2 separate regions of the Homo sapiens genome follow, and region 1 is linked to region 2. Evidence: chromatin loops called from intact Hi-C (ENCODE). Cell type or tissue: prostate gland. All regions are shown on one strand. Links, peaks and the distances in the headings refer to the core of each region. The heading gives the core; the rest is flanking DNA. Region 1 overlaps ZNF423 (zinc finger protein 423). Region 2 overlaps ZNF423 (zinc finger protein 423).

The links. Hi-C counts contacts between places; a loop is a spot of excess contacts. Peaks named below come from ENCODE experiments on the same cell type or tissue, not always from the same donor. Only the 100,000 strongest peaks of a DNase experiment are listed, where the experiment ranks them.
Region 1: it touches region 2 in a loop (2.0-fold over the local background); 1 of 110 quality-filtered maps calls a loop at or near these places.

Annotation. Positions count from the first base shown.
Region 1 is chr16:49,824,067-49,838,996 of GRCh38, reverse strand. All of the region lies in intron 1 of ZNF423 (zinc finger protein 423), which reads left to right. Among named protein-coding and RNA genes, the nearest start is that of ZNF423, 25 kb to the left of the region's middle. RefSeq lists enhancers at 543-1,372, 2,204-3,033, 3,034-3,864, 10,070-10,617. In prostate gland, for the core only: no CTCF peak of the experiment used is centred there; a DNase peak (open chromatin) is centred at 5,738; H3K27ac peaks cover 2,970 bases.
Region 2 is chr16:49,730,825-49,745,155 of GRCh38, reverse strand. ZNF423 (zinc finger protein 423) reads left to right here. Exons shown (of 8, transcript NM_001379286.1): 3 at 14,185-14,331. Among named protein-coding and RNA genes, the nearest start is that of ZNF423, 120 kb to the left of the region's middle. RefSeq lists an enhancer at 157-738. In prostate gland, for the core only: no CTCF peak of the experiment used is centred there; a DNase peak (open chromatin) is centred at 11,527; H3K27ac peaks cover 403 bases.

The DNA of each region.
Region 1 (14,930 bases), core at 3,761-8,760, 99 kb before region 2:
CTACCCGAGGGGAGCCCGGCCGACGCTTGGGAACGCAGCCCCTCCCGGGCCCTTGTCTGCCCGGCCCGCGGGGGCGGCCCCGGGACCCCTTTGAGGCGGCGGCATTGGGAACGCGCTGGGCCGCCCCCCGCGCGGGAGGGCTCCATGGCTGCGGCGCAGTCACTCAGGGCCAGGTTCGGGCACAAAGCGGCCGCGGCGGGGGGCCGGCTGGGAAGGCGCAGGCTGCGCAGCTCGCTCACGCGGCCCGGGTGGGGCCTGGCTTGTTCTGCGCCGCGGGCCGCCCCCCGGCCGCCCGCCCCTCGGAGTCTGGCGCCCTCAGGACTCCTGGTCCCAGGCCCAGCGCTGGGGACGGCGGCGTCGAGCCCACAGCTGGTGCCGCCCTTGGGTGGGCTGCGGGCCCGCCAGCCAGATGTGCGCCTCGGGAGCCCTGGGGCACCGGAACCCCGATCGGGCCTCCGCTTTGGGGTGGGGCTGGGGGAAGGCGAGTGACAGCCGCAGGGCCATTCCCTGGTACATCCTCATACACGTAATGCCGCTGAGCGCACTTCCCAGGTACTGAGGACTGTTCTGAGCACTTAACACTCGTTGATTCATTCAAGGTTCACAGCACCCCTGTGAAATAGGTACGTGATGTGTATCCCCATTTTACAGAGGAGGAAACCGAGGCACGGGGAAGTAAAATAAATGGCCCAGTGCCCCACAGCTAGGGCAAGATTTGAACGGAGGCACTCCAGCCCCAGAACTGTGCTCAGCCCCTGCAAGGTGCCCAGGCCTGCGTGGTGGGCTGGAGGCCTGGCCCCGGGGGTGCAGCTTCCAGTGCATCAGCACGTATCCAGTAAATTACAGATGAAGATTGGCACACAGATTTGAGTCATGATTCTGGGTTTGCCGCTTAAAATTCCTTCTCTGGATGGATCCTTCTTGACTTCATTCATTCACTGGATGGATAGTTCTGAGTTTGTGATGGGCCAAATGCTAGTGCTGGGTCCTTGCCTTCAGGGAGCTTACGGCTTAGTAGCAAGACAGACAATAAAGAGTGAGCAGCTCCCCGGATTGTAATTGTTCATTGAGAGACCGCTCTGGCTTATCTGACTTCGACAAGGTCCTCCCGGGAGGGCACTGCAGAGGAAGTGACGTGACCGCTGGTGTAGGAAGATGAGAGGGAACTGCAGAGGACAGTGGCTAGTCTCCTCTGGCTCTGAACTCATTCACTAGGGCTGCCTCTGCCTGCCTTGGGCCCGCCCCATGTGGGGAAGGAGGGAGAAGAAGAGGCCATAGTCTCTGTCCACGAGGACATGATGGGACAAAATCTGGGGGAGTTTTGAGTGTGACTGTCTGGAGGGGCAGGGGCAAGTGCTGGCAGGCTCTCCTGGAAGGGCTGGAGCAGGGATGAAGGAAGAGGCAGGGTCGGGTACTGGGAGAGATGGCTGGGTTGGGGTGGCATTGCAGGTGGCCTGTTGATGCGTGCACACAGCATGGTGCATGGTTCTTTCTGGGGAGTCCCCAGGGAAAGCCACCGGGGCCTTGTGCTTAAATGACCCCTAAGGTTTGCACAACCTCTGTGCACTGTGTGGTTCCAGAGGCTCTCACAGGCACCTCCAAGTTTCCAGGGAGTAGGTTGTGGGGGTCTGGGGAGGGGTTGTCCCTCTTCATTTGCCAGTTGAGGAAAGGAGTTTCAGAGACGCACACAGCCTTGCCCTGGCTCACACAGCCACGTGTAGCAGGGCCTGTGTCCAGCTGGCAGGCAGGCTGCTCCTTTCCAAGGTCTCCATATCCCATGGACAGGGACCCTGACCCCCAGGCCTCAGCTCGCCAGGGCCCCCTCTGTACATTACTGGGGTGGGAGGTGGAGGGAGATGCTCCATCACTGTCACCCACGTCCCTCAGCCTGGCTTTGCACACTGAGCTGCCCCCATCCCCCAGACATCAAACCAGGCCAGTGAGGAAACAGTTGCTCCAATGTGTCCCGGCGTCCACAGTCCACTTTGAATTGGGAATCTGAGTGGGCTTTATTCTGAATTTCCTGTATCTGTTGGCTCAAAATACCTATTGCTCAGGCTCTCCCAGGGGAATGTAGAGGCCTGTCCTGGGTTCCCAGGGTCTGAGCTCATTTTCCTACTGGGACGTGTTGGACAAGGTTGGGCCTGGTCCCAGACCTCTCTTTGTATCCTGTCCTGCCTTCTTACTAGTAGGAGAGTTCCAAGCCTGCTCTTGTGGAGAGAGGTTCAGTGGGGGAGAAGGAGCATCAGGAGGGGATAAGGGCATTCATGGGGAGTATTTACTGAGGTTATTGTGCGTCCAGGGCTCTCTGAGGGCTTCCTGCACGTGTTCTCATGAATCCCCTCTGCAGCCCTGTGAGGTTGGTACCATTATGTTCGCCATCCTGTGGGTGAGGCAGCTTTGAAGGTCAGCCTGAGGTCCAAGGTCACATGTCACAGTGAGGCTGCCCCATGCCTGGTGCCTGCCTGAGTAACTGCCAGGGTCACTGTCTACACACCTGGTGAGCCAGCACCATGCCGGAATCTTCTCCCAGAGCTCCTGGAGGCAGACTGTAAACTCTGAGGCTGACAACACCTTGATCCCCCGAGACCCAGCTGGTGACTAAGTCCCCCTTCCCTCCATGCCAACCCCCTCCCCCACTGGGCCTGCTCCTGAGGCTCACTTGGGAGAGAAGCAGCTTGGACAGGTTGGAGGTGGAGGATGTCCCAGGCCAAGTCCTGGGACATTTGAGACAGGTGGTGGGCAGGGCTGTACTTGCTTCCTGATTTTTTGGGAACTGCACACCCAGCAAGGTTCAAGGCCTGGCACAACTAGGCCAGCACCTCTGTTCTGCTAGGTGCGAAGTTGGAGGTGTTTGCTGCATTTAAGGTATTTAGGCTGGGGGGGTCCTCCTTTCTACTGTGTTTTCCCCACAAGGCCCCAGGAGTCCAGTTGGCTCAGCTAGGAATCTTAGCTGTGGTTGTCGGGGTAGGTGGCCTTGCTGAGGGATTCAAAACAGGGCCCTGTCCTCTGGGCCTCTCTCTGTCTCCACCCAAACTGCTCCTTGGGCCCAGGACCTGGCCTGGAAGCCTGCCTCTTCTTCCCATCAGCATTTTCCCCGGGGCTTAAGTTGGAACCTGTGGGTGTGTGCCCCTCCTGGGCCCCGTTTTCCCGGCTGCCTGTCAACTGGCACCAACACCCGGGAGCAGCAGCTCCTCTTCCCCTCCCTGCTGAAACCTTACTCCCAGGCACCGGACCCTCTGCATCCTCTGCCCCCCCACCACCTCCTATGCAGGCTTCCTGGAACCTGGGGACCCTGGAGGTTTCTGGACCATATCGAGTTGCTTGGGTGGTTGCGTCCCTTTTTTTTGGGCCATGCCGGGTGGGGGAGCTGGGAGAGAAGCTGATGATTGGGTCAGGCCCAGCCAGGGGTGGAGGCTGCCCACTGGCCCGCATCTCCCCGGAGCAGACTGTGGGCCCCCAGCCCTGTCTCTGAGGGGTCTGTGGCCTGGCTTCCCTTCCTGGCTAGGGGGCGTCGCTGTTTGCCATTTCCTGCCTTCCTCCCTTTTATTTTGCACCAGGTCCCCCAGGAACGCCTCTGCGGGGATGTGGGGCCCATGCTCACCCTTCTTCCCGGTGATGAGGCCTGACTTGGCCTGGCACCGCCACAGTCCTGCTGAGTCTGGGCCCAGGATGGGGTTGTCTGTATTCTTCTCTCCACCCTCCTCAGACCCCACCTCCCGGCTGGACAGCTGGGCTCAAGGCCAGGGCTGAGCCAGGGGGCCAGCACTGATTGAAAGTGCTCCTCACAGACCCCTTGGCTGGGGGCCCATGGGGTGTGGGGGCTCTGGAAGAGGCTGAGGGCCTCAGAGAAGAGGGAGCCCCCCAAGGCCAGGGGGTGGGAGAAAGTGAAGGACTGACTTTCTGGGGCAAGAGCCAAGGCTCAGCCACCCTGGTGTTAATCCGGAGGTGATTCTGAGACTCCCCCCAAGGCCTCAGCAGCCCCTCTGCCGCTCAGCCCTGGCCCCCCAAGGCGCACTGCACACATGGTTTTGCTTTTCCAGGCATCTTCCCCTGGTCCCCTCCCCCTGGGTGCCTTCTCAAGCTCCTTGGCCCCTCCCCCAGCCCTCCTGGGCCCCCTCCTTCCTCCTTGACCCACTTTAGTCCCCTGTTGCTGGGGGAGGGGAGCGCACAGCCGGCGGCTCTGATCCTGGCGCTCTCCCCCAGCATCCCCTGGGGCGGGCTCTGGATGGAGCCTGCAGGCTGAGCCGGCCCGGCCCCAGGGACTGGCACACAGCGTGCTCCGAGTGGCAGCCACCCTGCCCCCTCCGTGGACAGACAGTTCTGGACAGCTGCCCCTGCCCGGGCCCCTGGGAAGCCCTGCCAGGACCAGGCTCCGGTTTCCCCCAACCCCAGGGAGCAGTGGCTCCAGAGGTCCCTCCTACCACCGCCTCCTTGGCGAGCGTGCTTCCCAGAGGGGACGCAGGGCAGGGCCCAGCCCTGGCCTCCACCCATTCTTCCCCTAAATCTCTGCTGGAGAGGCTGGAGCCGGGGTCAAATCCTTTGTCTGCTGTTTATCTGTGTGACTTGGGGAACTCCACCAACCCTCTCTGGGCCTCATCTGTGCATTGAGGGACTTGGAGCAGATAGCTAACCTCCATCAAACACGCCTGTGTTCCCAGGACTGCTGACTACGTTTAGGGTCTCTTTGTATTGTCACAGCACTGTGTTCATGCTGTCTCAATCTGTATTTTCATGATGAGGCAACTGAGGCACCGAGAGAGGAAGTCACTTGTTTGAGGTTATATAGGCTGTATGTAGTGGAACTGCAGGGCCTTAAGCCCAGGCAAGCCTGATGAGATGATTTTTCTTCGCCCTAACATCCTCCAATTGATCCTGACCCTGGGGCTGTTAACTCTTCAGGGACAACCGCCCAGCCCACTGAGGACTTGGGATCTTCACTCTGTCCTGCTCGGGTGTTGGCTGGGTCCCCAAGCCTGCCGCCTGCCCTGTGACAGGCTGTGCGAAGCCAAGGCCACTGCCCGCCCCAGCTGGGAACTCGCTCCATCCTGAGTTCCAGTTCTGTGGTCCAGTGGCCTGACCGAGTACAGGAGCCAAGTGCAAGAGCCAGGATCCAGGAGCGGCCTGGAGTTTCCACCTGCCCTCCCTGCCCTCCCTGCCCACCCAGCCCTGCTGCCCCCCTGCACATGCTCCCCTCCTCCCTTCCCACGAAATCCCTGAAAAACAAGTATAACATATACAGTGGGAAGGTCCTGAGGGGGCTGTTGAAATTTGGGAACCAGTGCTTCCCTAATCTCTGCATTTTCTGTCTTTTCCTTCTTAAGCCTTGACATCTGTCCGTCTTCTGGGAACCTTTTCATTTCACCATCATTGTCTTGCCGAATAAAGGAGGGGGTGGGAGGTGGGAGGGGGCTCTGGGAGCGAAGTCAGGACATCTTTTCTTATTTGCCTAATTTCCTCACTCGAATGTGTCTTGTGATTAAACATTTTCTTAGCGAGCTTGGTTAGGGCCAGGCTGAGTTTCTTTTCATAAACATTGGCAAGTGAATTTAACAGCCCTGTTTGTATTAGCTGGAGGTTTCATTTGCATAGTGATTGTTCTTAGGAAACAAAATAATCGCTTGCAGTTTATGAAACTGTATAAATACCGGGGTCTGGAGCTGGGCGCATGCGTAGGCCTTTGCTCTCGCACGTAAATCCATCCTGTTTGGGGAGGAAATTCAGGCTCCAGGAAGAGCCAAGTGCTGAGGGTTTTCTCTGCGGAGTGGTGTTCCCCTGGCTGGAGTCCTGGGCTCTGGGTGTTGCCTGCTGGGCGGAGCTTGTGAAAGCGGATAAACCTCCCCAAGCTTGTGCGTGGACCCCAGTTCCAATCAGGGTCCCATGAGGGGCCAGGCCTGGTAAGGCTGGGCGAGGAGGAGGGTTGCTCACCTGAGCGCCCACTCCTTTATGTTGCCCTTCCAACCTTTTAGATGAAGGCTGCGAACTGGAGGCTGGAGGCTGAGTGTTGCTCACAGATGTGTTTTGATTGGCTTGCGCTGTGTTTGAAAGAAAGAAATCAACATTGAGAGATTGGAGATGTCACAGAAAAAAATCGGAGTTCTTGCTTCTGTCTCCTAAGCAATGGGTAGATCTGGGACTTCAAGGTCCCCGTTTCAGGCTTGGCTACCATCCTGGGGCTGGGGGTGGTGACTGCTTCTGTAGGTGGGCATGTCTCTTCTGTCCATCACAGTCCAGACCTTGGCTGAAGTCACTCATTGATGTCCCTGCCTGGCCCCTGGGGAATTTAGGGTCCTGCTTGCAGTGGGTCCTCTCAGTTCACCATGTGCCCTGTAGGCTTGAAGTCAGCGATTCACCTGGCCCCTCGGGTGCTCTGTTCTGACCTGTCATAACTGCTCCTGCATCTTTTGGCTGTACCCTTCCCCCTCTTGCCCCACTCAGGACCTGCCTATTTGAGGAGCGCCTATTTGAGGAGCTCTTCCTGGGCCTTCTGGCTTTGCCCCAGTGGCTGTGAGTTCAAGCTCTCCTGATGTCCATATTGGCTGGGGGTGGAGATATGGACAGGGAGTCGCTTTGCGAGGTCACACCCTCATTCCCAGGAGCTTGTCTTTGCTCAGAACATTCCTGGCCTTTTCCTCAGCAGATCTCTCTGGGGCCTGCTACCCCAGAAGACAGGCATTTCATGAGCTCAGAATCTGTTTTTCAGACTCAGGCAGCATCGCCGCCCAGCTCGGTCAGCTGGCTTGGCCCGATTTTGGAATCTACTGGAGTTAAGTGGGCCCAGAATAATACCTGTCCATTAAGGGAATGGTTTGACAAAGCTTCAGGGCTGGAGTTGGATTTCTAGCTAAGGAATGATGCCTGCCCCACACCCCAGATGACCCAGCCTTGGTGGCCAGGGCCCTCGGATATTTGGTGCCTTTATGGAGCCTCCACTTTAGAGGAGGAAAAGTCAGAAGCAACAAAGAAAGCAGGTGAAACTGATGAATACTGGCATCTTCCTTTTTTTTTTTTTTTTGAGATAGTCTTGTTCTGTCACCCAGGCTGGAGTGCTTACTGCAACCTCTGCCTCCTTGGTTCAAGTGATTCTCCTGCCTCCGCCTCCCCAGTAGCTGGGACTAGAGGCACGCCCCACCATGCCTGGCTAATTTTTTTTGTACTTTTTTTTTTTAGTAGAGATGGGGTTTCGCCATGTTGGCCAGGCTGGTCTGGAACTCCTGACTTCAGATGATCTGCCCACCCTGGCCTACCAAAGTGCTGGGATTACAGGCGTGAGCCACCGTGCTCAGACTTTATCAATAATTTCTTCACTGTGCAGCGCTCTTCCCTGTAGTCTGGGTGTCCCAAGTGTCCCCTGGGAGAACAGCTCCTGTTGATCCCTTTGTGCTTCCAGGCCTTCATCATGGACTGCCTTGGGAAGTCACTGGGAGTTTCATGCCCTGTATGGTGGTCTCATGCTGTTCTCACAGCAGCTCCAGCTAATAGTTATATTAGTTCCGCTTTATAGGTGAGGAAACTGAGGCTCTGCGGCCCAAGGTCATACAGCTGCCCGAGGTCACAAACCTGGTAAATAATTGGAGATACTGGGATTTGATCTGCCCTCTTAACCCTGACCCTATATGATTTGTTTCTCCAATTATAAAATAGGGAAAATGAACCCATTTCCTAGGGTTCTTGAAGACAAAGATAAAATAAGTAAAGAGAGATTTACAAAGATAAAATGAATAAAGAAAGATTTCACTGTAGAACATGGACTCAGGCGCTTTGAGGTTTCTTTAACTCTTTATTTCTGGGTGGTGTCATTAAGCATAACGCTTTGTTCTCTTCTCCCCCTGCCTCAGTCTTCATGAGCTGTACTTTGACCATGTCACTGCTCTGGCTCTGGCCAGGTGTTCCCCCTCACACCCTGAGGTTGTGAAATTCCCCTGGGGAGAGGGTTGCATCTCTGATAGTTGGAGCTCCTCTTGGCAGGGAGCGGTGCAGAGAAACCTGCAGGGTCTTCTGGAAAGAGGAAGAGCAAGCAGTCAGGTCAGAAATTCAATTTTGGTGGAACTGGCTGGCTGACACAGGATTGTATCACCTGGGATGCTTCGAGCTGCAAGATGTGCAATCCAAGTTCGGAAAAGCTCAAGCATGAGGGGCTGTGAGATCTCCTAGGATGAGAAGTGTGGAGGAGTGTGGCTGCAGAGAACTTAGCTGAGCAGCTCAGTACTGTCAGCAGAGATCGAGCTGCCTTCTGTCTTTATGCTCTGTCCTGCTCAACTCATTGGCTGGTGCCCTCGGATTTGTCTCCTCATGATGAAGAAATGGCTGCTGTGGTGCCAGACATCACCCCCCGACACATCAGTGTCCAAAGACCAGGAGAGAGAAGCTCCCTGACACAGGCCTGTCTTTAGGGGAAAGATACCTCTCCTAAATGTCCCCATGTTCCCTCCCTTGTATCTCACTGTGTTGACAACGGCATCCCTTGAACATCCTGCACCAATCTCAGGCCAACATACGGAGCTCCCTTTGGAGTTAGTGAATCTGGGGATGTTCAAGCAAAATTTGAATTAGGCCAGCAAGAAAGAAGGAGGGGGAAAGGCTGCTGGGGAGCACCCAGCACTGTCTGGGGGAGCTTGTGTGAGCGGCTGTCTCTTCCCATGCAAGGTTCCGGAGCATCTCCCTCATGTCATGGGAGCTCTCCCTCACATCTCATCAGTCCCCCGGCCTCAACTCATGTCCTAGGACTGTGCCGTTCTTTCCTCTGCATGGCTTTCCCCGTGACTGAGACTCTTCCTCTGTACTAGCCTGCCTGGCTCCTTCTCCTTCTTCTGGACTCAGGTTCAATGTCACCTCTTCTGCGCGGCCTTCCCTGACCCTTCTCCCAAAGTGGGCCCACTGCTGTTACTGTCTCTCTCTTGCTCTTTTTAATGTCATGTGAGTTGTTCTCAGTAGGAATTTATTGATGTATTCACTTGTTTACAGTTCCTTCCTCAGTGGCCGCTCGACTGTCCCCGGACAGGGGCCAGGTTTGACTTGCCCACTCTTGTGTCCCTAGGCTTCAGGAGAAAGGGTTAGTGGGATGGAGAAGGGATTCACAGTGCCTGGCATGTAGTTGGCATTTAGGAGATATTGACTGAATGAAGGAGCCGCTTGTCCCCCATCTTACCTGAATTCCTGTCTCTTTTTTCCTGTTTCTGTCCTCCTCTCCACTGGAGCCCCCACATTTCTTCTTGTTCTTTGAGGAAGAACAAGAACTTCTCCATGAGCCCATGGAGCTGACTTCTCTTGACAGTGTTGGGATTGCTGGCAGGGCTTCTCCAAGGGCCACTTCTGTGAAAAAATCCAATCTGGAGGTAGGGCATGCAGTGGTGAACCTGTGCAGCGGAGTGGGCTGAGGAAGGGAGTCTGGACACAGTTCAGCCGCCTTCCTGGCTGGTAGGTGCCCGCTGAAGCCAGGGGGCAACATGGATGCTGGTCTGGACATCTGGATCTGACCCTTTCTGCACAGGTTTGGTCACTTTGCTCCAGGACAGTTTTTATTTTTGCATTTTTATTTAGAGACAGGGTGTCACTTTGTCACTCATGCTGGAATGCAGTGGTGTGATCATAGCTCACTGCCACCTCCAACTCTCGGGCTCAAAGAAGGAGGGCTCGTTTACACTGCTGGGGACTCCCTCTGTCCATGAGATAGTGGGATCCTTCCATTTCAGGGGTATCTAGCCCAGCCCACTCCTGGGAAAGCAGTTCCGTTGTGAGGATTGCCAATGCCAGATTGTAAGGCTGATCTGGGAGCCAGTTGGTCATTCTACACAACACAGAGGTGGAAAGAGTTGGCTGTGATTCCTTCAAGTTTAACAAGCAATCTGAGTAACTGCCTGGAATAGCCGGCTTGACCATCCCCAGGGCTCAGATGACGTGGGTCTGGGGACAGCCACATGATATGGGTGCTGCTGCATTGTTGGTGTGGGACTGGGGATAGAGGAGAAAACGGCTTGCTCTGGCTGGGTTGGCAACATTGGAGGGTGAATGAGGGCCCAGCGGGAGCAGGGATCAGACCAGGAGGCGAGTGGAACCAGGCTAGAAAGGGTCTTGAAGGCCACAGGCCAGCCTGCCATGAAGCCTCCCTAATTTGAGTCCTCAGCCTGCCAAAAATACGGTTCATTCTCCCTGGGGGTAGAGAAAGAGCCTCCCTGGGTCTCCAGACCTCTCCTCCATAGCCGGTTGTGGGACAGATGATGGCCTTTCTGCGTGTGCGTGGGCGGGACTGTAGTGTATGTACAAGGATCCACACAGGACTCGCCTGGAGCATGGCGCCCGCCCAGGGGCTCTTTGGGGAATTTGTTGGCTGCAGTGTGAGTCTAATGAGCAAAGCATTTGGTGGTGGGTCTGTGGGTTCCCCAACAGGGTTTGGTCTCCCCAAGTCCCTCAAAGTGGAGCTGTTTAAGCTGGCGGAGTCTTTTCTAGGCCCCTGCTGTTGCTTTTAGGGAACTTGCTTATGTTATGTTGCCTTTTCTTTTTCAGTGGGAAGTGTCGGTGTGAGTAATTATATATATTTTCACAAACTCGAACTATGCTTCATTTAAACTTCTATAAACATGTCTGTGTAATTCTAATTAACTGCTCGCATAAAGCCATCACAAGTTACATGGGGAAATGCTCATTTGCCAGACTGTTGCCTAAAAGCCAAGGAAAATATTATGTTCTTCCAACAAACGGACTATTCATGTAGACTGTTACCAAGATAAACAGGAGATATTTGAGGACAAGTGAGATTCTAAGCAGCGATGGCTGAGCCTCCCGTAAGTGGTGTTATTCAGGGTTGGCAGGGTGGGTGGCTTGATTGAGTGATAAATGCTCTTCAAGAAAAATGCCTGAATTTGGAATGTGGGGTCAGGACCCTGGAGATGGGCCATCTGGTGGTGCTCTTTGGGCAGGAGGCCACTGTGAATTTCGTGAAAAGTCTGAATCGGAGAAGAGTCAACGAAATGGCTTGCACTTGTACTTCCAGGAAGTTCTTTTAGCAGTTCATACTAGGGTCACTAAGAAAGTGTGTAAAAAGAGATTCTTGGGGCTGCTTTAATAAATGTGTAAGAGTGATTTCAAGTTAATCATTCAGACTGGGCATGGTGGCTCACGCCTATAATCCCAGGGTTAGGGGATATTCTACCCCCAGAAAAAGAATGGAATAGCTCTTTCTCTACCCCCACTGAAAAAAAAAGGCAACATAACAATTTTTCCGGAGGCCGAGGCAGTAGGATTGTTTGAAGCCTGAAGTGTGAGACCAGCCCAGGCAACATAGACCCTATTGCTACAAAACATAAAAATGCAAAAATTAGCCTGGCGTGGTGGCACATGCCTGTAGTCCCAGCTACTCGAGAGGCTGAGGTGAGAGAATTGCCGGAGCCCAGGAGCTCAAGGCTTCAGTAAACTATGATTGAGCCGCTACACTCCAGCCTGGGAGATAGAATGAGACCCCAACTCAAAAAAAAAAAAAGTTAGCTGTTCATTCATTCATTCTTCCATCCAATCAAGTATTACTGAGCGTCTGTCGTGTCCCAGACTAGGTAGGGTTCTTGCTGCTGCAGTGAGAAACATCCAAACCCCTGCCCTCCTGGAGCTGATGTTCTGCTTGTTGTTGTTGGTAACCAGACAAGGAAGTGAAATGTATACAGTTTGTCAGAGACGAGGGCTCAGGAAGACAAGGAAGGATGAGGGGTGGGGGAACTGGTGAAGACTGTCTGGTGTGTTTGAGGAGGGATGAGGCGGGGGCCTGCTCTGTGGCTGGAGGCTGGAGCGAGCAGGTGATCGGGAGAAGTGGGTGATGAGGTCAGATGGCTGACCTGGGCCGGGAGATGTATCTCTTTTATTTTATGCGGAAGATGTTTCTGAGCTGCTTGGCAATTATATTTTTTAATATCTTTTCCTTCACAGAATGGTAAAGTCCTTAAAATGTTGCAATACTTGCTCAATTGCAGCAGATAAGAATACTACACAAAACTATAGAGAAGAAAATCAAACCCTCCGGAATGTCCCCCTGAAGAGGACCACTGTTGCAGCGGGGACCCTCCTTTCAGGCATCCTCATTTTATCATGTCCCTTTGCTTTCTTCCCCAGTGGCCTTTTCAAAGGTCAGAGAGAAATGCTTAGTCAAACCCCTACTTGAGTATCACAGGTGACTAATTTTGGGATCGAAGATTAAGGAGGTTTTGTTGCGTCCTTAAAGAACTTGGAATTGGAGTCCAGGTAGTTTTGGTAAGTCATCAACAGCTGGAAAGAACTGTCGGAAAGTGACTCACTTTCAGGCTGATAGTTCTGTGTAGAAAACATTCCCTGTAATGGTGAACATGTATTGATTCCTTCCTGCGTCCCAGGCACTAGACATAAGCAGTCCCTATTCAGTTCTTTCGATTCTCACAGCAACTCTATGAGGTTGGTGCTGTTATTCTTATTATCACAGGCAAGGAACAGGGTTAGGGAGGGTAATGACCTTCCCCAATCACACAGGTGGTTAGGGACTGGGACCTCAACATCAGAGTCCTGGCTCTGGGCAGGAGTTAAGGTTGAAGATGCCATGAATCAATCCAGCCTGACTTGTTCCCCTTCCCCTTAACTGCATTTTGGGTAGCCCCTGCTGCTGCGTGCCCTGGCCATGTTGAGAGCTTTGCCTCTCTCATTTGCTCTTAAGAAAGGCATCTTGGAAGGTTCTCTTTGAGTCCTCTGGGCTGGATTGACCAGAGACAGATGTAATAATGCACATCAAAGCCCATCCCTGGCATGTGACAGCCCTTTCTTTTTTATTTTTTGAGACAGGGTCTTGCTCTTTCACTCAGGCTGGAGTGCAGTGGTACAATCTCCGCTCACTGAAGCCTCGACCTCCCGGGCTCAAGCAGTCCTCTGGCCTCAGCCTCTTGAGGAGCTGGGACTACAGGTGCATGCCACCACACCTGGCTAATTTTTGTATTTTTTGTACAGATGGAGGTTTCACTATGTTGCCTAGGCTGGTCTCGAACTCCTGGGGTCAAGAGATCCACCTGTCTTGGCCTCCGAAAGTAATGGGATTATAGGCGTGAGCCACCACACCTGGCCAGCCCTTTTCAATAAGCAAGAGATTTTATTATTAGTACATTCTTCTGAAACCTTGTTGGTCCCTCGGAAAGGGCCTGGAACCGCCTGTGTCTTAGGGGGCTGGATGGATTAGGTCTGGATGTTATGGTCTGTTTCTGACCACTTCGTTCATTCACGCCCTCGCTCATTGATATTGAGGTGTGATTTTTCCAGCAAGAGAGTCCCCTGGTCTCAAGTTTCCGGAGGCACCCACTACAATCTAGATTCCAATTAGCTTAATTGCTTCATATTAGACTTCTTAGAAAAGATTTTTTTTTTCTTGCTGATGGCTGCCTTTCCAGGAATGTCTCCCCCACTGCCTTCCTTCCTGCTTCTTCCAAGCTTGTTTCTTTCAACTTTATTTCTCTGGTACTGACCTGCACCTCAGTCCTGTTAGACCCGGTGCCATTGTGTCAGTTTACATCTGAGAGGCCAAAGTGACACCAGGAAAAAAAAAAGTATATATTATATATATGTATGGAGAGAAAGAGAGAATGGGAGCTTATATATCCCATGTATGTAAAATTACATGTGTTATTTTTAAATAGAAAATTTCTTTTTAGGGTGTGTGTATGTTTCAGTGAAAGAACTGGACACAAAACCTACCCAGAGTTCTGACCCTATCTCTCTTCCTTTTGCCATCAACACCAGATTTTTTAAAAAGTAATTTTCAACAACCAAAGGAAACAGTTACATCCTGATTGACACACAGGATGTCGGAGCAGCATTCTTGCTGTTAAGTGATCAGGATTTCAGCCAAGGGAATATAATGAAATCCACATAAAAATTTATTTACCTAATGAAAATCCTGGAGTAATGCATAAGTGGTTCTCTGATAATAAAATGCAAATCTAAAACTATAACCAGGAGGACAATAATCTTCATTAAATGTATTGTCTAGAGGAAGCCTGTGACATCTACTTAACAGTGATTTGATTTGTTTAGTAATTTCCACGTAATATTTAAACTTTATTTCGAGTCTTAAAAACCAGCCCACGAGTTTCTTTTGCATCAGAGAGGAGGGCAGCTGCTGGTGGGTGGAGGTGCCCGCCCATTGGATTCTCAGGGCCTCTGCTTACGGGGCACCCTGGAATCTCGTCCTTTTCTGGGCAGCGTGGCATTTGGTGGAGAGGCGGGGTCCAGGAAGGGAAAGCAAGGGGTCAGGTTTCCTTCTGGAGTGAGACCCAGAAAAGCTCCTGTTCTGCAGGAAAATGGCATTTGAGGCTTAGAAAGGCTTGGAGATGGGAAGTGACTCGCCCAAGTTTATCTTGGAGCTCTGGTGGTGCCCAGGTCTCCTGGCTCCCCACCCAGTGCTCCTGCCTTCCTGAAATCTGGCCAGAGCTGAGGATTTGAGTGCCACTCTCCTGCCACTCAGGCTCTGTGTAGCATCTCTGTAGCTCTCTCTCCTGGCCTGAGACCACTTAGCAACAGCACACCTCCCCCACCCCCAACTTGGTATTGGCATGATTGGAAGTTGCAAGCAGGGTGGAAGTGCTTTGGAAGCAGGCTGACCTGGGTTCAAAACCTGGCTCTGTCTCTTGTCACCTGAGGAACCATGGGCCTGTACCTTACTCTCTGTGAGGCTCAGGGTCCCTACCTGTGACAGGGGGGCTCTAATCTCTACCTTTGGGACTGCTGGGAGGACTCTGAGGAAGCGTGTGCAGTGTCTGGCTGGAGACGCAATGCCTGGCTGTGGGCTTAGAAGTCTCTTGGGTAGCTTAGAAGCATGATAGGGAATAATTTATTTTGGGACATTCCCCCCCAGTTTTGACACTAATAATCTAAACCCTAGATGAGAAAAACTACCCTTTTGGATTAAAAAAAAATTTTTTTTGAGATGTTAT
Region 2 (14,331 bases), core at 9,332-14,331:
AGTATAATAACCTTTCCTGCATGGAAACTTTTTTTTTTAAACAAAAGCAATAATGATACAAAGAGCCCGCTTTCTAATTTTTGAGCCAGACCGAAACTGAAAACTGATTAAAAGTGACAAGTTACTCAAGAATGAAGAAAGAAGCCTGATCGTGGAGCTCTGATAGGAGACATTTGCGGTAATGGAAAATGAAATGATTCACAGTGTGATCAATAAAAAATTAGCAGCATTTAATAAAAGGTTTCTGCTTCATGTTGACTAAAGAACATCGCCAGCAGTTTGAAATCCGAGTTAAGTGATGGTTTGAGGAGGAGCCTGGGGGTGGTGAGTGGGGTGTGGGGTGTGCGTGTGCATGTAGATCACACTGATATTGGCCATCAGGCAGAGGCAGCCAGGTCCCTGGGGTGGGTCTGGAAGTTTCCTTGGTGCGGTTCACTTGACCTTTGGCCTGTGGCTAATCCCCCCATGTCTCTGCATCTCTTTGCCTAGGAATGTGAATCCAGGGGTCCTAGGCTGCCAAACAGGCCTTGCTGTCACTGGCTGGGGGGTCTGAGTGCAGTCCCCATCAAAACCCTGACCCCGAGCTGGGTACACCCCAACCCCGAGCTGGGGACACCCTGGCTGGCCACATGTGTGCTGAGCGTGGGGACACCCCGCCTGGCCTCGTGTGTGCTGGGCCTGGGGACACCCCACCTGGCCATGTGTGTGCTCGGCCTGGGGACACTCCACCTGGCCACGTGTGTGCTCAGCCTGGGGACACCCCGCCTGGCCATGTGTGTGCTCGGCCTGGGGACAGCCTGCCTGGCCACATGTGTGCTGAGCATGGGGACACCCTGCCTGGCTGTGTGTGTGCTGAGGCTTCTCGGACCTCTGTGGCAGACGTGTCATGCTGCCCAGGCCATTGGCTTTGTTCTGTGCCTTGCTTCCAGAATCCAGGTTTCTGGAGACATCAGAGAATGTCTTACAGCCCACTTGTGGGGCTCCAAACACCCTCTTGGGGACTGACGGGAAGTCGGCAGAAAGCCGGCAGACCTGAGCAAGTGGATGAGGGTAAGCGGTGGGGAGACCCCTGGGGTCTCCTGGAGGAGCCAGCTGCTTGCATGGATCCTTGGAGGTGGGCTGAGGCTGCCACCCTCCTCCAGTGAGTGGGTGCCTAGATGGGGGTTTACTGGGAGCGGCTCCTTGGAATCTGAGTGTACTCCTCCTGGGGTGGGATAGCACGGGAAAGCCACTCCACGAGTCCTGCTCCCTTTTCTCCAGGCGCCACTTCCGTATTCCCTGGAACGTGGCTGCGCACCAGGCTGTCTCCATGCCTGGCAACTGGTTAATTTTTAAAGGCTTTTTGTGGAGCCTCTGCACTGCGACTGGAGGGAGAGGGGGCTCCCCTGGCCCTCCAGGCCCACCTGGAGGCTCGTTGGTAGGAGGATCATTGGTGGGAAGGGAGCTGCTGGCTTTTGGGTTATAATAGAGGCCCTAGAGCCGGGTCTGGGGAGTCCCTTGAGCCCCCTGTGTCCCGGGGCAGCAGGCAGGACCAGGGGCCTGCTTCGGGCTTCATTCCTGTTGTCCCATCCCTCCCTGGAAATACAGACCTGTGGCTGGATCTTTAAATGTCAGAGTGGGAAGGGCCCTTCCAGACAGCTTCTTCAACACATCCTTATTAATCACCTGCTGTGTACCAGGCCCTATGCTGGGTGCTGAGAGGTGGAGAAGGGGGAAGCAGAGTGAACAAAACTGATGCGGACTTGCCTGCCTGGAGCTTGCATGCCCAGGAGACCTTCGCACATCCAGCAAATAAAATCATGAGGACTGCTATGATAAGTGGAGAAGGAGAGGTGCCCAGCGAGCTCCCAGAGCTCACAGGGGAGGCCTGACCCTGTGGGGGTGCAGATTCACTGAGCTGAGACCTGAACGGTGAGGAGGAGTTGGGCAGGTGAACTTTTACACACTTTCTATTTTGACAGTGAGGCTCTTTCTGCAAAGTGCTGCTGCGGGACCCTGGCGTGGAAGGCGGGCGGCAGCGGGGCTCCCTGGGTGTGGAGGTGTTGTCTTAGAGTTCTGTCCTCAGGCCTGCCCCTGGCACAGTGTTGAGCTGCTAAGGTGCATGGTTTTTAAAATTGCTTCTCTGTGGTCCATGCCTTAATTTACAGATGGGGCAGCTGAGGCCCAGAGAGGGCACACCTTGCCCGGAATGCACAGCGATGATGCCTGGCCCCTGGGCTCTGGGCTCTCCATTCACACCGCCTCTGTTTATCCTTGGCTCTGAGCCAAACTCCATTAGCCTGGCCACTGGTTCTGGTTTTAGGGGTACAGATCCCTCCTCTCCCTGCTTTTCTTCCCCTAACCGGGATCCTTTTTTTGCAGCCACAAGGGGGGTGATTTGCGCCCCAGCATCCTAGCCTTGAGTTCTGCTCCAGGACTGAGAGCAATTAGGAGTGTCAGGCACTAGCACTGGCCACAAATTAGCTGGATTTATCGAGCTCCCCACGCTGCCTGACCATCCTCCCTCCCCTGCCCACCGCCGGCCCTGCTCCCCCATCTCCCCCTTCCCAGAGACAAAACATGACAGCAAGGCGAGGGCAGAATGGTCACTGCCTCAGGAGGTCACGAGGAGGTAACAGTGCACAATTTTCATGGTTCCAGGGTGGCTTTGTCTGACTGTTCTTCATTACTGCACGCGGCGAGATCAGTTTTATTAAGATTGTAAGGCTTGGAGGAGTGACACCATTAACTACTTGCTGGAAAAATAAATTTGATTTTTTCTTGCAGGGGGTGTTTGAGGTTTATTTTTCTCCCCCCTGCTTCCCTCCTCCCCTCTTCCCTCCCTCTCATCTGCCTTCTTTTCTTTCCACTCATTCCTGACCCACTGTAGTTGAGAGCTGAGTGCAAGTGTCTGTGAGGTTGGGGAAGCTGCCATCTCTCTTTACCTTCCGGGGATTTTGTGGCAGCTGAGCCCTGCAGGGAGGGTAGAGTCATTCATTCGTGCATGTATGGAACACCCATAAAAAACAAGGTCCTTGTGACCAAATGTCAGCCTGTCCTGGTCATGGAGCTGTGTATGGTTCTTTCATGTGTTTGCATCTAGAACAGGGGCTGGCACATAGTAGGTGCTCAGTAAATGTTTGTTGACTGATTGAAGATGTGGAGGATTTGTGTCTGACATGGTTCCAACGTTTAGGGAGCTCACTGCTGACCAGCGCCTGGTGGGCAGAGACCTGGAGTGAGGTCACCTGGAAAGTGGTCCCATAGGGAGCATCCACAGCATGAGTACCATCCTCATTTTCTAGGTGAGGAAACTGAGGCTCAGAAGTACAAGCAACCAAGGTCTTGCACAAAAATGGACTTGAACTCAGTTCCTGAATCTCTAAAGAAGAGACACTTTCATCACTGCTTAGCTGACTGCTCAGCTGACTGCTCTTTCTGGTGAGGAATGAGCAGATGACCCTGTGCTCTAGGGGCTCTGAGGGGCTCTTGCTGGACACACTCCATGGCAGAGACCCTCAGTGGGTAGCCCCCAGGCTGGACCAGCCCTCCAAGGCATATTGTTTAGCCCATACTGTGTTTCTTAAAACTTGAAGTCAACATTTAGAAATCATCCAGAAATTTTATAGAGAACGGTGGATTTCCTCCTCCTTCTTCTTCTTTTTTTTTTGAGACAGAGTCTTACTCTGTTGCCCAGGCTGGAGTGCAGTGGTGCAATCTTGGCTTACTGCAATCTCTGCCTCCCAGGTTCAAGTGATTCTCCTGCCTCAGCCCCCCGAGTAGCTGGGATTATAGGCATGCGCCACCATGCCCGGCTAATTTTTTATTTTTTTGGGGCATTTTTAGTAGAGACAGGGTTTCACCATGTTGGCCATGCTGGTCTCCAACTCATGACCTCAAATGATCCACCCGCCTTGGCCCCCCAAAGTGCTGGGATTACAGCTGTGAGCCATGGATTTTCTTCTTTAAAAAAAAAAAAGCAGCAGGTGTGTTTGCAGTGCTGACCATCTAGAGGAGTTGAGACCCCTCCCTGGGTGGGCTTCTGTGTGCTCACTCCACACCCCATTCGCTTGTACACTCATTTCTGTAATTTGTGTGGTGGTGGGGGAATTGGAGTTGAGAGCTTCTCTCCACTCGTTATCCGAGTGACTGAGGGGGCTGTCTCAGCCATCGGAGCCTCAGTTTTGCCGTCTGTAAAATAGGTCTGGTGGTAACGTCTCCCTGACAGGGGCTGGGGGTCACGAGGCGAAAGATACAAAGGAATTGGAAGTTCTGGCCTGAAGGAGGCGATTGCCATCACACTGCTAGTCCTTTAGGTTCTAGACTTGCTGACAACTGAAGATACGTTCTCTGGAAGTTTCTAGTCATTTCTGTGGGCCTCTGCAGAGGGTTGTCCTGTATCAGTCCCTCATGGCCAGACGGAGCAGCCCAGCAAGGCTTGTGTGATGTAGCCGAGGTCAGGTTCAATGTCTCTGACGGACCTTGGCTTGAAATTCCATCCACAGAGCCACAGGCACCGATAGGGACACCGGGGTCTCCCCAGACAGCCATCAGGAAGTTGCTTCCTTATTTAAGAAGCCGAACTTGGACAGCAAATTATGTGTTAAAATATTTGCCTAGAGCTCTGCTGCCAAGGGGACCCTTTAGGCTGAGTGTTAAATGTTACCCCGCTGCCTGCACTGCAAATATTTTAAACCTGAAGATAAATAATGGCTGCCTTTTGGAATTTGGGGCCAGCAATGGATGCACAAGCCGAGTGCGGAATTGGGGTTGGTGGGCTCTTTGCCCAGCCCTGGCCACACCCCTCCCGGGGCCTGCTTGAGAGAGTGTTCATGGAGGAGAGGGTTCTTCTCTGTGAGCAGGACCCAAACGAACACTGAATAGAGGCTAAGCCAGGGCTTTGACCTGGTGCTCAGATTCAGAAAAGGCATCTTGCCCTCGGGAACATGTTTTTAGGAAACGTGCAGGCTGTTAGGGTGGAGGATATTTTTTTTAATGAAAAAGAAATGTCGGCGGGGTACAGTGGCTCACTTCTGTAATCCCAGCACTTTGGGAGGCTGAGGTGGGATTACTTGAGGCTGGGAGTTTGAGACCAGCCTAGGCAACATAACAAAACCCCATCTCTACAAAAATTTTAAAAATTACCTGGGTCTAGCCGAGTGCGTTGGCAGGCGCCTGTAATCCCAGCTACTCGGGAGGCTGAGGCAAGAGAATCACTTGAACCCGGGAGGCAGAGGTTGCAGTGAGCCGAGATTGTGCCACTACACTCCAGCCTGGGTGACACAGCAAGACTCTGTCTTGGGGGAAAAAAAATTACCTGGGTCTGATGGTGCATCTGTAATCCTGACTGCTCGGGAAGCTGATGTGGGAGGATTGCTTGAGCCCAGGAGTTCAAGGCTGCAGTGAGCTGAGATCGCATCACTGCACTCCACCCTCGGTGACAGACCAAGATCCTGTCTCCAAAAAAAAAAAAAAAAAAACCAAACAAAAACAAAAAAACAAACGTGTTGCTCCAGGGTAAAGACTTTGGAAATGGTAGGTATCTTCCTGGACCGTTTTTCCCTCAGCCACCTACAGAGGGCGGGCACAAGAACAGTGGGCTTGTGGGTTGTAAGCTGATCACACCCCTTCACGGAGGAGGTGGCTCGCACCTTACTCAGGATCGCACAGTCTGGGAAGGGGAGGATTCACACTTGGACCCAGGACTTTCCTCTCCTGATGGAGTGGATTTTTTTTCTTTTGGTATGCATGGACATTTTCGTGCCTTGCAAGAGGGCCTGTGCCATGACATTCCTTGTCCTCCTGCATCCTCAGGAGCATGTGAGGCCTCCTGCCAGACCCCTCCGGGTTTGACGCCTCCAGCTTTTGTCTGCACTGCGATGCTGCACATGTTGGTTTGAATCATAACCCAGCAGCAAGACAGTGCTTACCAGCTACCATTGTCTCAAGCTGTACTATGAGCCAAGCATCTGGCTTTGTATATATCACCTTATTAAAATTATGTGACTTAATTAAATGAGTCCCAGAGAGGGCAAGTGACTTGTTCATGGTCCCCCAGCTGCTAAATGGTGGAGTGTGGATTTGAACCCAGACAGGCTGGCTTCAGAGCCTGTGATTCTTTTCTGTTTTTTCTCTGTCATCCCCGACAGTCCCTGGAACATGCATCCAGCCATCTGCTGCTTGTATGTGTCATTACTTAATGACTGTCTTTATTTCAACAACTTGGTTCCATCAGCTCCACTGCACTCCTCTACCCCAGTGTCCCGATGGCTCCTGTACAGTTGGGTTCTCTGGTAACCCCTGGATATGCCTAGAATGTGGCGCCTGGTGGTTCTGCTTTCTGCAGGGGTGGGTGGTATGGTCTCCCATCCAAATCTGATTGGGAGAAGAAGTGAGAGGTGGGGAAGCCTTTCCAGGGCTTGCTGGCCTTGCTGGTCCTGCTGACCCCGCTGCCCTCTCACTCTCACCTGGCAGTGTTCCTGGCTCTCTCACTTTCTCCGCTCCACTGGTCTCCCTTCTCCCCTGCACCCTTTCTCCTCCCGTCCATCCCTGCTCTGGCCTCCCCTATCCCCTCGAAACCCCACAAGGCTCCTATATCCCCTGATGTGGAGCTGAGCTGTGTGCCTGTCTCATAGTGGCCATGCATTCAGGTGAGCCCCGCCTCCCCACTGTGAGGTTGGAGAGGATGGCGTTCATGAGATTCAGGCTTCTTTTGGGCCTATGAGGAATCAGAGGCTCAGGTAGGGGACTTGCCTTGGTCAAGGTCACTCATGGTTGGGGGCTGAGGTGTACTGGAGCTAAGACCGGAATCTGGGTCCCCGACCAGCCCCAGCCCTGGATGCCGGCCCCTTACTACTTAGCGTATCCTCTTGGGCATTCATTTATTCATCTAATCACTCATTTGCCCACCCCATATTTATTAAGCATCTTTTCTGTGCCAGCCTTTGTGTGGGCTTTGAGGCCGCCAAGATGAATGGGGTTGGGGAGCACCCCGTATGTTGCAGCAAATGTGCATGTGTTATGCCTGGCACACCGTAGGCACTTAATAAGTATTTGTGGAAAGAATGAAGGAAAGAATGGGTGAGTGCGTGTGATTGTTGACCCTGGTTTGTCGCATGTCTCTCAAGCTCTGTCCTAGGTCTCTCTGTCTCGGGTGCATGGAGGCAGCTCCTGGCCCCCTGCCTCCATCTTGTGGATACTCAGCCATGTGGCCCCAGAGGTGGGACCTCTGATGGTGGCTGGGAGGTTTTCAGTGTGCCCAGGGCTCTCTGCTGACTAGCTGACTCCCGGGACACGAGAGCAAGGAAGAGGCATCCTTCTGGGTGAGTTTCCTTCTGATTCGTGTGCTGGCCAGGGGCCGACATTGGCTGACCCTTTTCTAGCTGGCCCTTGGGAGGGTGAGGCCCTGGTGGCCCTGGCTCATGACCTTGCGAAGCCCTGCTGGGAAGGTAGGAAATGTGCTGTTCTCAGACCTGGCAGCCTGTGGGCAGTCTGGTCCCCTGGGGCCTCTCCCCGTTCCCCTTTTCCTGGCAGTGGACCCAGCCAGCTGTCCCCTGCCCCGTGATTTTGCAGGCATTCCCTTTCTGCCTTTCCGTATAGTGGTTAAGAGTCAGGATCAGCTGGGTGCGGTGGCTCACACCTGTATTCCCAGCACTTCGGGAGGCCGAGGCGGGTGGATCAGAAGTTTGAGACCAGCCTGGCCAACATGGCAAAACCCTGTCTCTGCTAAAAATATGAAAATTAGCCAGGCATGATGGTGCTTGCCTGTAATCCCAGCTACTCAGGAGGCTGAGGCAGGAGAATCACTTGAACCTGGAAGACAGAGGTTGCCGTGAGCTGAGATTGCACCATTGCACTCCAGCCTGGGTGACAGAGTGAAACTCTGTCTTGGAAAAAAAAAAAAGAGTCAGGATCTAGAGTCAGAAGACCTGGATACAAATTCCTCTCTGCCCTTCCTGGCACGTGCTTTGAATGGGCTCCTGAGCCTTGTTTTTTTTTTTTCCTCATTGACAAAGTGGGTGAGTCCATTGCACCTACCTGCAGAATGGGGATATCCATTGTACCTACCACATAGAGTTTCTGTCCTCATCGAAATGGGGCAGTGTGAGTGTAAAATGGTACCAGGAGATGCTCACACCATACTCAGCTCCCCTCAGGGTGTAGGGGAGGCTGTGCCACCTCCCTCTGTCCCTGGCAAGGCCCTCTGTCCCTGGCAAGGCCTCTGCTGCTCCTTCCCTCTAGAGGGCATGGGGCCATCTGTCTTGCTGCACAGCGTTTCTGCAGGGTCCGCTGTCTGCTCTCAACGTCATCATCTTGAATGCAAGCCCTTTCTTAAGGGCAGTAGCTCAGTGAGGTGGGAAAATTCACTACTTTTACTTTATTTTTTGAGACTCTTGCTCTGTTATCCAGGCTGGAGTGCAGTGGTGCGAACACGGCTCACTGCAGCCTCCAACTCCTGGGCTGAAACGATCCTCCTGCTTCAGCCTCTCAAGTAGCTAGGACCACAGGCGTGCACCACCATGCCTGGCTGATTTTTAAAATTTTTGTAAAGATGGGGTCTCACTGTGTTGCCTGGGCTGGTCTCAAACTCCATAGGTTCTCCTGTCTCATCCTCCTAAAGTGCTAGGATTACAGGCGTAAGCCATTGTGACTGGCCTGAAAATTCAGTGCTTTCCAGCGAAACATGATTGAGGTGAAAGGTTTTGTTATTGCCTCTCTTTGCTCATAGAATGTCCCCCAAGTCCATATCTTGGGTTCAGGGAAGCTGGGTTTGGGTGGGTGTGGTGTAGTGGGGTTTCCTGGTGTGGGTGTACCCTCTTCCTCCTGGCTGCAGGAAGAAGCTGGCAGGACAGGGCAACCTCGTCATATGTGAGGCTGAGCCATTTGAGATTGCCAATATTCAACTTTTTTGACCTAAAAAATGGCACCTTTATATGATTCAATCTAATACTTATCGTCAGACAATAAACTGCACTGTGGCCCCTTCCCCTCCTTCTGCCTCTACCTGTGTGGGGATTCAGAGGCCTGCTTTTTTGAAACCAATCAATTAATTCACTCATCCATTCATTCAACATTTATTGAGCCCCTACTATATGTCCCTCTGTATGCCAGGGTTGGGGGAGGTGGCACTGAGCTAAATTAGACACAGCTCCTGCCCTCATGGAGCTTATAGTCCGGTGTGGGGCGAGAAGGTCGGCTATCCATTGCTACGTAACAAACCATCCCAAAATGTAATGGCCTGAAGCAATAATTTATTACTACTTCTCACAGTACTATGAGCTAACTGGGTTCAGCTGGCAGTCTCACTGGGTGTTTCTTGTACAGTTGCAGCCGCATGGTGTTTGGAGCTGCTGTCATCCAAAGGCTTCTTGGGGTGGGATGTCCAAGATGGTGTGCTCCCATGGCTGAAGTCGGTGCTGGAAGCTGGGAGCTGTTGACTGGAGCCCCTATGTGCTCTCTCTCCATGTGGCTTGGGCTTCATATATTATGGCTGCTGGGCTTGAAGGGGGAGTGTCCCAGGAGATGCAGGGGGAAGCTGCAAGCCTCCTTCTGACCTAGCCTCAGAAGTCTAGAATAGCACTTCTGTTGCATCCTGTTGGTCAAGGAGCCACTGAGTCTGGCCAGCCCCGAGGGGGACTGTGGAGGAGAATTCGGTCCCTCGTTATGATGAGGGAGTCAAGGTCTCCCTGCAGAAGGGCAGGTGGGGTGGGAGATATTGCTGTGGCAGTCTGTGGAAAATGCAGCCTGCCAAGGGAGAGAGAAAGTAGACAAATTAGCCCACAAAAGCATGAGTGCACGTGATGCTGAGAGCTCTGACTGCAAAGGGAAGAGAGCCCTGGGGAAAGAGTAATGGGGCCCCAACTTCCGTAGGTGCCCAGGCTGGTGGAGATCTTTGGGAACTGTGTGAAGACTTAACGGAAATCTTCCTGCTGGAGATCAGGAGTGGGAAGCCCTGGACCAAAGAGACTTGGAAGTTTATGGGGTTGAAAGATGACCTTCAAGGCTGTGGAGATGGGCGATAAGTGAGAGAGATCAGCAGAGCCGTTGCTGAACCTTAGGGGCTGTGACCAGGACCCTACATGGGACTTTGAGGGGTTTTACAAACTCCCAACACCTGGCTCAGGTGTTCATTGCGTCTTACTGTGAGGAAACCATGTAGTAGAGTGGTTAAGAGTCACATGCAGTGGGCTTGAAACTCAGCCCCACCACTTCTCTGTGGCCTCACTTAAGCTCTGTCACTTCCCAGAGCTCTGCTTTCCTCACCTGTAAAATGGGGATATGATGACATCAACTCATAAGGTGCCTGCACTTGATTAAGCATTGAGTGCTTAATCAATGCTCACTGTTCTTGGGGCATGCCTGGGCAAAAGGATGCAGGTGTGCACATCAGAAAACAGTTGTCCATCGTGGAAAGCATGAGCTCTGGGAGGTAGGGAATCTTGTCAGCTGGACGGACAGGTCGGCGTTCACAGCACTGGTTCGGTTTCTGTCCCATGCACATGGCCCTGAGGGAGAGGTCCCTGATTTGAAATCCATTTGGCTCGGGCCTTCCCTGAGCGAGCTGTCTTCATGCTGCTGCAGACAGCCCCCAGGAGGACAGGGGAGGAGCCAGAGGGAAAGGAGCCAGCCGGCTGTTTTCGGGAAGCCCTCCCCAGCCCTGGAGGCCTCTGCAGAAAAGCATTGAGCCATTGGCCTTCTCCTCGGCCTGTTGAAGTTGCTTCACTGGGCTCTGGGGTGATTGGAGGAACCAGTGAGCTGCAGTTCTAGCCCAGGTCATTGAAATGAGCCAGCGCTTGTGATGGGACTCACAAGGCAGGGCCAGGTGCTGGGCCTCTGGGCCCTATGTTCTCTGAGTTTGCACAGGTGATGTCCAGACTCAGGACAGGGACCAGTTGAGGGGCCTCTGGGGCTGGACAGAGCAGCACACAGGACAGGCGGAGCTGGGTTGAAGGAGTAGGGAAGGTCCAATCATTCCATCCCCAGGACTTACTGAGCAACCGATCAGGTGGGCCTGGAAAAGAGGAACCCCAGACGGTCTCCAGGTAGGTCTGATGTCCTTGGAGCTCCCTGTTGTTAGAACTTCTGCCTCCTGGGCCTTGGAGAGCTTGGGGCTCCAACAGGCCCAGGGACTTCAGGAAAGGTGTGCTGCTTAATGAACACGTGAACGTGTAGATTCGATCCTGGCATGGCTTTGGGTGGCCTTGCAGAGGCTCAGTTTTCTCATCTGCAAATGGAAAAATAACACCATTTATTCTTTTGTCTTATGGTGAGGTTCAGAAACTCCTGGGCATGAAAGTGCATTGCAAGAGGCAAACCCTGCCTGGGGTGGAGGCCTTCCTGTTCTCCAGCGCCTGATTCTGCTGAATCAGCAGAGGGGCCCTTGGGTCTTCAGGGAAGTCCCACTCCCCAAAACTTCTTCAGGCCCCTGAGTCTTCCCTGTCTTGTGTCACCTCCCTGAGGGCCAGGCTGGGACCCCTTGGGAGCCCAGAGGATGAGGTCCGCGCCTTTGTGTGGCCTGAGCTCGCCTTCGTCTCCATCCCTTTCTGCACAGCCACCCTCCCTTCCCATTAGTAGCCGGCCATAGGGGAGGTGACAGTTGCTTAAAACAGATTTATACTCTTGGATGACTTTATGGGTTTTTGCCTTATAAAAACCTGAGAGTTGACATTCTGATTTATCTACTCCCGAGTCAACAGGATGTACCAGATTTAAAGAGATCAAATACATTGTGATGTTTGTGGTTCCAGTTGTGGATTAGATGAGCTATTATAGAAAGTGCTGCCAAGTAAATACGGCAAAAAAATAACGAGGGGATAATTTAAATATGTCTATTAAATTGTGTGTTAAGTAAAGTAGCACAAGTGTGGTGCTGATTGTAACTTATTATCTGGAGGGTCGGTGTAGTAGATAAAGCCAGAATTATGGCTCTTTTATTTTCCCTTTCTACAGAACATTTTTTTTTTATTAAGGAAAGACTGTAAACGAGGAATTTCGGAGACGGGCACTTGACTGTGTAACCATGGTTGTATGATGACTTACAATATCGAAGGCTCCAAATGATATTTCTCATTTCTTTGCTTTCTATTTCTTACCCTCACTGCAGCGGCAGATCAGATTCCCTGAGATAAATATGCTGCCTGACTTTTAATGGGATTTCTGTATTGCCAGGAGTTGGCGCGTTCTGATAATAAAAGAACCTAAAAACTGTACATCCCTTAATTGGTAAGAAGAGAGATGTTTTGATGGGCCACAAATGGAAACATTGATTTTTACTGCCTCCGCGCAGTTCCAGGCGGCGTGTCGTGCAACGTTCCCCGCCTTGGAAGGAAGCAGCTGGCTCTCCGATGAGCCGATTTGTGTTCCCAGGTTCTTGATGTCGGGTGCTTGGAAGGGCATGTTCTGTGCAGACAGGAGAAATAGAGCCCTTATAACATTATCTGTTTCCAAATTGAAATATTCACAGGACTGTGGTTTCCACCTTGAATTGAGTGCATTCTTTGCTTCGTGTCTGTCTTTCTTGCTTTGGCGCCCGCCCTCAGGGGTTTGCAGGTTGTGCACTGAGCCTTTTCCTGTAACTGTGATGTTGCATGTACACACATGTACATACAGGTGCACATACACGCACTTTTGCATATGTACATATGCTTTCAAAAACACCTTTATGGATAATAAGATCTCTTTCTTTGATTTAAATCAGTGCAGCTAGTTTCCGGATGGGTAAATCTGTTTTCCAGGACAGGCTGTGGGAAGAGACAACACACACTTTTATTTTCCAATCCGAGGGTCTCTGCATTTTAACACACAAATTTTATCCATTGACATTTATTAGGATTACTGATATATTCTGTGGGTTATATTTACCACACGCTTTTGCACTTTGATTTACAAGTTCCTGGTGTGTCTTATTAATCTGTAAGATTGGGGCTGTGCTCCATTACCCACAGTTGTGCAGGGAAGTGAACTAGACCAGGAGTCACGAAGTTGAGCTGAGCCTCTGTAGGGTGCTTGGGCTGTTGCTTCTTCTGGTTGGATGCCAGGTACCTTACCTGTGAGACAAAGCTGTCCCTCTCTGCAGGGGGTTGGATCACATGATCCTTTGAGCCTTCTTTGAGTTTAGGATATGCAAGACTGTGAAATGGGGCTGTGCATATATAATGGTGGCTTTGAAGAAGCACGGAACACAGCACAATTGCAAGGCATCATTATGATTACGAATTCACTTTTCCCTATAGATTAGCCACTCTCTGCACAGTGCTAAGCACAGTAGCTGTTTTATTTTAAAGAAATCAGTGAGATCATTCCACGACTGATTCTAACTGTCTAGGCCTGTACCAGGTCACAGGTGACACTATTTATTTTATTTTATATTTTTTAGAGATAGGGTCCAGGCCCAGGCTGGAGTACAGTGGCACGATCATAGTTCCCCGTAACCTCGAACTCCTGGTCTCTAGCAATCCTCCTGAGTAGGTAGAACTACAGGCACACACCACTATACCAGGCTAATTAAAAAAAAATTTTTTTTTTTTTGTAGAGATAGAGTCTTGCTATATTGCCCAGGCCGGTCTCAAACTCCAGGCCTTCAGCAATTTTCCCACCTTGGTCTCTCAGAGTGCTAGGATTATAGGTGTGAGATTCCATGCCCAGCCTGGATGCATTTTAAGCTTGAGATTCGACCATCCATGGTTCTTCAAACATGTGTACTTCCTTTATTTCAGAGTTGGACATCTTTGCAAAGAACTGAGCCAACGTCACTGCCCTGGGAGGCCTGTTGTGTGGAAGGCGAACTTGGCTAAGAGATCTCCCAGCTCTAAATTGCAAGGCTGTGGGGAAAACTAAAAGTTTAGGTGTGTTAGGAACAGCTGATGGAGGCTTTAAAAAGGTGTGTAACTGAATCTGGTTTTTAGGAGACAAATAAGGTTTTTCACCTCTCCGATGGGTCACGGCCCCCAGCATCCGTGCACAGAGGGGAGATGACAGGAAATCCCCCTAGAAGATTTGCACCAAGAATTAAAGAATCTGGTTGAGAATTATGGCACCACATGCTACAAAAAAACCCCATCTATTAATATACTGAGAGGTGTCAAGGATAATGGACCCCGGGAGGTAGAGTAATTAAATGTATCTTAATAAATGCCGGGCGATTCTTTTAAAACCCTTTCCCAAGACCCCATCAGCTGACATGGACTGTATTCTTCCTGTTGGCAGGAGGCCTAGAAGGAGAGCCAGAGTGCGATCAGAAAACCAGCCGTGCGCTGGAAGACAGGAACAGCGTGACAAGTCAAGAGGAGAGAAATGAGGATGATGAAGACATGGAGGATGAATCAATTTACACCTGCGATCACTGTCAGCAGG